2 separate regions of the Homo sapiens genome follow, and region 1 is linked to region 2. A link is an interaction called in ENCODE POLR2A ChIA-PET data of the cell type or tissue named here. Cell type or tissue: OCI-LY7. All regions are shown on one strand. Each heading gives the region's core, and the rest is flanking DNA. Links, peaks and the distances in the headings are about the cores only.

Region 1 (6,478 bases), core at 2,105-4,604, 230 kb before region 2:
GAATATACATTAAATTCATGACAGTGTGCCACAAAGAAGGAAAAAAGCACAGAACGGGACAGGGAGCATAAGGAATGTTGTAAAGTTTTATTCCTTTTAGTACTTATAAATGGCTGTGAGGCAAATGGCAAACTGTTAGCAATAGTCAATTCTGAATGGGGGATGCATAGTCCCGTATTTTTCTATATTCTCATATTTCCCCCCCCCCCCCCAAAAAAAATATGTATCAGGCCTGGTGGAGATTATCTGGGGCACTTTAAGGCAGGGTCAGCAAACTTTGTAAAGGGCCAGATAGTAAATATTTTAGGCTTTGCAAGCCATAGGCTCTGTAATGCAGCTACTCAACCCTGCCATCCTAGCAGCCACAGGAAATAGTAAATGAATGCATGCGGCAGTGTTCCAATAAAACTTTATTTACAGACACTGAAAACTGAATTTCATATGATTTTCATAAGTCACAAAATATTACTGTTTTGGTTTTTATTTAACCATTGAAAAATGTGAAAGGCCAGGTGTGGTGGCTTACACCTACACGCGTGATTACAATCTTAGCACTCTGGGAGGCCGAGGGGGCAGGATCACTTGAGCCTAGAAGTTTGAGACCAGCCTGGACAACATGGCAAGACCCATCTTGACAAAAAGAAAAAAGAAAAACGTAAAAACCATTCTTAGCAGGCCATAAAAAACAGGTGGCATGACAGATTTAGCTTATGGGCAATAAATAGTTTGGCAACCCTGCTTTACTAAGGTAACCAAAATAGATTTGGGTGTCCTTTCCTGTTACTGGATGTCTTTTCCTGGTACTTGTTAAACAATTCTGTATGTTTACATCATGTTACTAAATTGCCTGTGTTTTATTAGAACACTGTAGCTCACACAGGCAGAAACTTAGATATACACACAGCTGTGTAAACTTAAAAGCCAATTAAGTAAGAAAGGTTGGGAAGTGCCCCTACAAATCCAAACCCTAGCTCAAGAGTTGCTTTTCCTGATAGTTTCCTGAAATGCTGTGAGCCAGGCCCTCCCTGCCCGCTCCTCTCTCTGATGTCTTAAAGCAAGGACTGTACCATTTATTTGATGCTCAGCCACCTCCCTTCCTTCTTTATTCCTTCCTTTTTCACTCTGTGTTTTGACTTGCCAATAGACCTATATCTTCCTGGCATCTAGGCAGGTACCACATCTGAAACCTTTGTATACTCTCCGCATTGTGGGTGACAGCAATGACCCTGAAGTCAGATAGATTTTGTTCACATCCCAGTTTCACTAGTTACCAGCTCTGTGGCCTTGGGCAAATGACTTGATCTCTCCCAATTTGGTTTCGTCAGCTGTCAAATGGGGATAATAATAGTATCTAGCTCACAGGTTTCCCATGAGGTTTAAATCTAACGATGTATGTATGTAAAGATACTAGCTCTGTGCTTGGTACATAAGTCTTCAATGATGCTAACTAATTAAAATTAGCACAAAGCTAAAACCCCCATCAATATATGTGCTTTCCTTATTAAAGTTAATTAGAACAGGACAGAAACATCACAGTTGCAATTCTTTTTTTTTTTTTTTTTGAGACGGAGTTTTGCTCTTGCTGCCTGGTCTCACAGTTGCAATTCTTTTTTTTTTTTTTTTTTTGAGACGGAGGTTTGCTCTTGCTGCCTGGTCTCACAGTTGCAATTCCTTTTTTTTTTTTTTTTTGAGACGGAGTTTTGCTCTTGCTGCCTGGTCTCACAGTTGCAATTCTTTTTTTTTTTTTTTTTTTGAGACGGAGTTTTGCTCTTGCTGCCTGGTCTCACAGTTGCAATTCTTTTTTTTTTTTTTTGAGACGGAGTTTTGCTCTTGCTGCCTGGTCTCACAGTTGCAATTCTTTTTTTTTTTTTTTTTGAGACGGAGTTTTGCTCTTGCTGCCTGGTCTCACAGTTGCAATTCTTTTTTTTTTTTTTTGAGACGGAGTTTTGCTCTTGCTGCCTGGTCTCACAGTTGCAATTCTTTTTTTTTTTTTTTTTTGAGACGGAGTTTTGCTCTTGCTGCCTGGTCTCACAGTTGCAATTCTTTTTTTTTTTTTTTTGAGACGGAGTTTTGCTCTTGCTGCCTGGTCTCACAGTTGCAATTCTTCTAAGAATCATCCCACTGCCGGGCGCGGTGGCTCACGCCTGTGATCCCAGCACTTTGGGAGGCTGAGGTGGGCGGATCACCTGAGGTCAGGAGTTTGAGACCAGCCTGACCAACATGGAGAAACCCCGTCTCTCCTAAAAATACAAAATTAGCCAGGCATGGTGGCGCATGCCTGTAATCCCAGCTACTTGGGAGGCTGAGGCAGGAGAATCGCTTGAACCTAGGAGGCAGGGGTTGCAGTGAGCGGAGATCGCGCCATTGCACTCCAGCCTGGACGACAAGAGCTAAACTCTGTCTCAAAAAAAAAAAAATCCCACTTAAGGCAACCGTTTTCTTCTTAGAAATATGAAAGTAAGAATTTGCTTTGTTTTTTGGATTTTTCTCCTCCAAGAACACCAGAAAATTCTATTCTAGGCAAACAGATCTTGTTGTCCTGACAACAGATTGCCAAGAAAATAAGTAAACAAAGCATCTGAATCATATTTTTACAGAAAACTTGAACAGTACAAGGGAGGGGCTGGAAGCAAGAGTGTAAAATTACCTCACCCCCAAGGACAGCACTGTAATTTCCTGCGGAGGTTTCATCCTTCCTTTCTGAACCGTGTGCCGCTCATGTTGCTCACTGGAATGTTCCACCTCCCAAACCTTGAACATCCAGATGCAGACAGCAGGATTCATCACACCAATGTACTGGGAAAGGAAAAGAAATCTGGGGACCCCAAACTCACTAAGCCAAAGGGAAAAGTCAAGCTGGGAATTGGGTCATGCAAACCCGCCTCCCATTTTGGTTCCTAAATAAGGTGGCTACAAAGATGAAAAGCGACACACCTCCCTCACATTTTGCCCACAAGGAAATTCCTGGCGGCCCCCAAGATCTTTACCCTAAAGCAGTTCTGTTGAAGTTCTCCAAGGCAATGTAAATGGATAGCTTATCTTCACAGGTGCGGGGGACATAGGACAGAACTCAAAGTCATCCCTCTACTCACCTGAGACAAATGCGTATCTGATTGCTTCCTTGGCCCTATCTTCTATGTTATCTTATATAAAAATTCAGATTCGGCCCGGCGCGGTGGCTCACGCCTGTAATCCCAGCACTTTGGGAGGCCGAGGTGGGCGGATCACAAGATCAGGAGATCGAGACCATCCTGGCTAACACAGTGAGACCCCATCTCTACTAAAAATACAAAAAATTAGCCGGGCGAGGTGGCGGGCGCCTGTAGTCCCAGCTACGCCGGAGGCTGAGGCAGGAGAATGGCGTGAACCCCAGGGGGCGGAGCCTGCAGTGACCCGAGATCGCGCCACTGCACTGCAGCCTGGGCGACAGCGAGACTCAAAAAAAAAAAAAAAAAAAAAAAAAAAAAAAAATTTCAGATTCACCAAGCCAGGCAAAGGGATGAATGACTATTTTTCCCCTACCCACTCTCACATGAAAATTGTGTATTTCTCAATATCCTGCCCTTTCCCCTTTAAATACTGAAGCCTTCAAAATCATTTTCGGAGAAAGGCATACACCTGTCTCCCAGGTAGTTCCTTAACTTTGGCAAGTAAGCCTCCTAAAATGATTGAGACTTGCCTGGGTCATTTTCTTTGATTTACAGCACTTGTTGAATTTTTTTTTTTCCCATTCACCAGGACAGTAGAAAAACGCTGTCGCTAGCTAGGCGTGGTGGCAGGCACCTGTAATCCCAGCTACTTAGGAGGCTGAGTCAGGAGAATCACTTGAACCCAGGAGGCATAGGTTGCAATGAGCCGAGATCGGGCCGCTGCACTCTAGCCTGAGGGACAGAGCCAGACTCTGTCTCAAAAAAAGGAAAGAAAAATGCTGTGGGGCTGGGCACGGTGGCTCATGCCTGTAATCCCAGCACTTTGGGAGGCCAAGGCAGGGGATCACTTGAGGTCAGGAGTCCGAGACCAGCCTGGCCAACATGGTGAAACCCTGTCTCTGCTAAAAAATTCAAAAATTAGCCAGGTATGTTAGCACGTGCCTGTTATCCCAGCTACTCAGGAAGCTGAGGCACGAGAATCGCTTGGACCTGGGAGGAGGAGGTTGCAGTGAGCTGAGATCGTGTCACTGCACTCCAGCCTGGGCAACAGAGCGAGACTCCGTCTCAGAAAAAAAAAAAAAGAAAGAAAGAAAAGGAAAAAAATGCTGTCAAGTCAGGCTCAGAGGCACGCGCATGCAGTCCCAGCTACTTGGGAGGCTGAGGCAAGAGGATCACTTGAGCCTCAGATTTCAAGGCCAGCCTGGGCAACATAGTGAAACTATCTCTAAAAAAGAAAAGAAAAATGCTGTCAGAAAGAAGATCTTGAGAAGTTTCACTTCAACAGGCAGTGAGATTACTAGTCCCAAACATAAACAACATCATAGAAGAAGTGATGGGGGCACAGATGAGGAGGCTTTTCATTTGTCTCAGCATACATCTTCGAGGAAAAAAACTGGCCGGGCGCGGTGGCTCACACCTGTAATCCCAGCACTTTGGGAGGCCAAGGCGGGCAGATCACCTGAGGTCAGGAGTTCTAGACCAGCCTGACCAACATGGAAAAACCCCGTCTCTACTAAAACTACAAAATTAGCCAGGCATGGTGGTGCATGCCTGTAATCCTAGGCTGAGGCAGGGAGACTGAGGCAGGAGAATCGCTTGAACCCGGGAGGCAGAGGTTGCAGTGAACCAAGATCACGCCACTGCACTCCAGCCTGGCCAACAAGAGCAAAACTCGGTCTCAAAAAAAAAAAAAAGAAAGAAAGAAAAAGAAACAGGAAAAAAAAAAGCCAGTGTAACCACCCAAAAATATTAGGACCAAATTTAAAACACTTTGAACAAGTAGAAATATTCAGAGTATGGAGGTGAATACAAAGGCAGCCTGGTGATGTGAGAAAGAGCCTAGGCTGTGGAGCCCATCACTTCTGGGGCTGAATCCTGATTCTGGTCCTCACCAAGGTCGGGGCTGGGTCAGGCCCAACCTCCAGGGCCCGCTTTCCTGCCTGTAAAACAGGGATGATGTTTAGCTCACAAGCATTAGAGATGGTATGTGTGGAAGTACATAGCAGTGTCTGGCCCACATTGGGCACTACGTAAATAACAACTAATATTATCGTTTATGTGTTCAACAAACTGAAAAACAATGTTCACAAAAACAGGACAGTACTTTTGAAAATTCTAAGGGTAGGCCCAGCCCTGGAACCTATCAGCAGCGTGGCCTTGAGCAAGTAACTTAACCCCCTTATGCCTCCATCCTATCCTGTTCAATGGAATTCATGCTATTGCTAACTCTTGGAATTACTGTGAAGATTAAACGTGTTAATATAGCTAAGAACTTAAAACAGGGCACACGGCTGCTGGGTAGAGTTCCCACTGTGCCACCAGGTCAGAACACCTTTTTCCTTCTCTCCCTTAGAGGATACATCCTGAAGATCTCGGGTATAGACCCGAATGCCTGCTGCTTAAAAAGCTTCAATTCCGGCCAGGTGCGGTGGGTCATGCCTGTAATCCCAGCACTTTGGGAGGCCGAGGCGGGTGGATCATGAGGTCAGGAGTTCGAGACCAGCCTGGCCAATATGGTGAACCCCTATCTCTACTAAAAATACAAAAATTAGCTGGGCATGGTGGCGGGTTCCTGTAATCCCAGCTACTTGGGAGGCTGAGGCAGGAGAATCGCTTGAACCTGGGAGGCAGAGGTTGCGGTGAGCCGAGATTGCGCCATTGCACTCCAGCCTGGGCAATAGAGCGAGACTCCATCTCAAGAAAAAAAAAAAAAAAGAAAAAGTTTCAATTCCCTCCTCATTTAACCTTTTCCCCATTTAACCAGACGATCAATTCTTATACCCTTAAACCACTCATCATCACATCATTATGAAATTATTGACTCCTTTTTTTCCCCCCACCAAATGCTCTATCAGGAGAAAAGCCAGTTAGCTGTCACCCCGACAGTTCTGAGTTTTGGGGTCACAAATGTCTCTACTTTTCATTCAACCCACTCTGCTATCAGGGAGGAGACAAGCCCCTCAATCAACAAATCTAAGTCACAGATAGCAGGAGACCCCAGACCCCTTCTATTAGCTTTGGATTTAGGCCCTGTCTCCCTGCTAGGGTGAAGCTGCCATCAGCTGAGAGGCGCTTTGGGCAGGCTGGCTTTTCAGGTGTGCAAACTGTGCAGGGCTGTGGGCTCAGAAGGGCCCTATATTGGTTTAAGGCTCTGCCGTTGCTGTTTGAAATTATTTTATGTTTTTTTTTTTTGAGACAGGGTCTCACTGTGTCGCCCCAGGCTGGAGTGCAGTGGTGCGATCTCAGCTTACTGCAACCTCCGCCTCCTGGGTTCAAGCGGTTCTCCTGCCTCAGCCTCCCACGTAGCTGGGATTACAGGCGCCCACCAC
Region 2 (2,500 bases), core at 1-2,500:
GGCTGGGCGCGGTGGCTCATGTCTGTAATCCCAGCATTTTGGGAGGCCGAGGCGGGTGGATCACTTGACCCTAGGAGTTCGAGACCTGCCTGGACAACATGGCAAAACCCCGTTGCTACTAAAAATACAAAAATTAGCCGGGCATGGTGGCGTGTACCTGTAATCTCAGCTACTAGGGAGGCTGAGGCAGGAGAATCGCTTGAACCCGGGAGGCGGAGGTTGCAGTGAGCCAAGATTGCACCACCATGCTCCAGCCTGGCGACAGAGCAAGACTCTGTCTCAAAAAAAAAAAAAAAGAAGAGCAGGCGCAGTGGCTCACGCCTGTAATCCCAGCACTTTGGGAGGCCAAGGTGGGCAGATCATGAGGTCAGGAGATCAAGACCATCCTGGCTAACACAGTGAAAACGTGTCTCTACTAAAAACACAAAAAATTAGCCAGGCATGGTGGCGGGTGCCTGTGGTCCCAGCTATTCGGGAAGCTGAGGCAGGAGAATGGTGTGAACCCGGGAGGCGGAGCTTGCAGTGAGCCGAGATTGCGCCACTGCACTCCAGCCTGGGCAACAGAGCAAGACTCCCTCTCAAAAAAAAAAAAAAAAAAAAAATACTAATCTAGGTCAGTGGACCCCAGTCTCTGGTCCTTTAGTTTTCACTGGTTGGAAACAGAATGAGAAAAACTATCAAAGTTAAAGTACTATCCTTTATTCTGACATTTTATACTTGTAACTTTTTTAGTGTCAGAATAGACCATGGGGTTTGTTGATCTTAACACCCATCTTTAGCAAAATTATAAGTTGGCAACTCTGTATCTGTTCCTAAGTTTTTTTTCACTGGTCCATGAAATCAATGGCTGGGAACCGCTGAACTATGCTGCACCCTCCCTCCCACCCTACCCCACCCCTGTATCTCAGAGGGTGGCAAATTCCAACTGTCCCTTTTCTACTTCCCAAAACTCCAGGGGAAAAAATCCTGGTATCTCAATGCATGACCCTTCAGGCCAGAAGTCTTTGCCAGGACCTAACTGGACTCCTGCTTGCAGCAACTCAAATGCACATTTCCTCTTCCTGCCTTCAATAGACAGCCACGCCCACACCCCTGCTGCCAGGGCTTCTCAAGACCTCCCCCAGCTTGCTTAAGTCACCAACATCAACACCCACACCATCCCACACAGGGGAAAAGTGATGAGCCACCTCCCAGCTCTGCATAAGGCCTGGACAGAGAGACTTAAGGCCTGTTAGGCTCAGAGGATGGGGTTGGGAGGGAACTTGAGGGTCCCAGAGTTCAGCTCCACCCCACCACCATTGTAGAGAGAGCTGAGGTGCAGAGAGAGGAAGAGACCAGCTAACGTCACAGAGTCAGCAGCAAGGCCAAGAGCCTTCCAGTCATCCTTTGAATCCAGGGCCAATCCAGCAACACCTGCAGAGTGGATTGAGCACAGCTTAGAAGGAGGATGCCACCTCCTTCCCGAGTCTCCACTACTCCACATCTGCCAGGGTGTCCCCTATAAACGCTGACCACCAAGTGCAGTTCCCTTCCATCCCAAGCAGGGGTCGGTCCCTTCCCTGAGCCAAGCAGGTCTGAGGACAGACCTGGGGCCATGGTAACAAAGTCATCCCCGCACTAAACCCTGCTACTTCCAAATGCCAAATCTCCCTAATAGGGAAGTCTCCAGTTTCTGCCCAACTTTCTAGAAGCACCCAGGTGTTGGAGGCCCCATCCCCATAGCAGGAACTGCTACTACAACCACCACTAGTGCTTGATGTCCAGACCTAAGACCAGTTTCTAGCCCAACTCTCAGAAACATCTTGGTGGCCTCAAAGGATACTCCTATCCTCTGGTCCAAGCTTCCACCCAGTTGTAGATTGTCTGCAAGCACCTTGAGTCATCCATATCTACTTTCTACTTGTATGCCTCCAGTGACAGGGAGCTCACTACCTAACAGAGCAAGTTATTTCAACACCACTCGGCTATACTCCTTTCAGGAGACAATCCTTCACCTGGCTGACTGCAGTTACCATATGCCTTCACTTCCTCATGTAAAGCAACCCAATTCCTCCTTCAAACACATCTCACCTGATGTGGTTTCCAGACACACCCACACCCCACTTCAGGTTGATTTAACCTCCAAAGTACAATGACCAAGAGGAACAAAACCTCCTTCCTACAGGCTAGGTGCGGTGGCTCACATGTGTAATCCTAGCACTTTGGGAGGCCAAGGAGGGAGAATCCCTTGAGGCCAGGAGTTGGAGACCAGCCGGGACAACATGGCAAAACCCCACCTCTACTAAAAATACAAAAATTAGCTGGGCATGTTGGCGCACGTCTGTAATCCCAGCTACTTGGGAGGCTGAGACTTGGGAGGCTGAGACTTGGGAGGCTGACATGAGAACTGCTTGAACCTGGGAGGTGAAGGTTGCAGTGAGCCAAGATCACGCCACTGCACCCTAGCCTGGGTGACAGAGCAAGACTGTCTCAAAAAAAAAAGAAAAAAAGCACAACTCCT

The links. Peaks named below come from ENCODE experiments on the same cell type or tissue, not always from the same donor. Only the 100,000 strongest peaks of a DNase experiment are listed, where the experiment ranks them.
Region 1: POLR2A ChIA-PET joins it to region 2 with 5 read pairs; 2 of 35 experiments call an interaction of 5 or more read pairs at or near these places.

Annotation. Positions count from the first base shown.
Region 1 is chr12:121,299,445-121,305,922 of GRCh38, forward strand. No RefSeq gene overlaps it. Among named protein-coding and RNA genes, the nearest start is that of CAMKK2, 6.0 kb to the left of the region's middle. In OCI-LY7, for the core only: no CTCF peak of the experiment used is centred there; no DNase peak of the experiment used is centred there.
Region 2 is chr12:121,529,648-121,532,147 of GRCh38, forward strand. All of the region lies in intron 8 of KDM2B (lysine demethylase 2B), which reads right to left. Among named protein-coding and RNA genes, the nearest start is that of KDM2B-DT, 50 kb to the right of the region's middle. RefSeq lists an enhancer at 1-352. In OCI-LY7, for the core only: no CTCF peak of the experiment used is centred there; a DNase peak (open chromatin) is centred at 1,094; H3K4me3 peaks cover 591 bases; H3K27ac peaks cover 1,329 bases.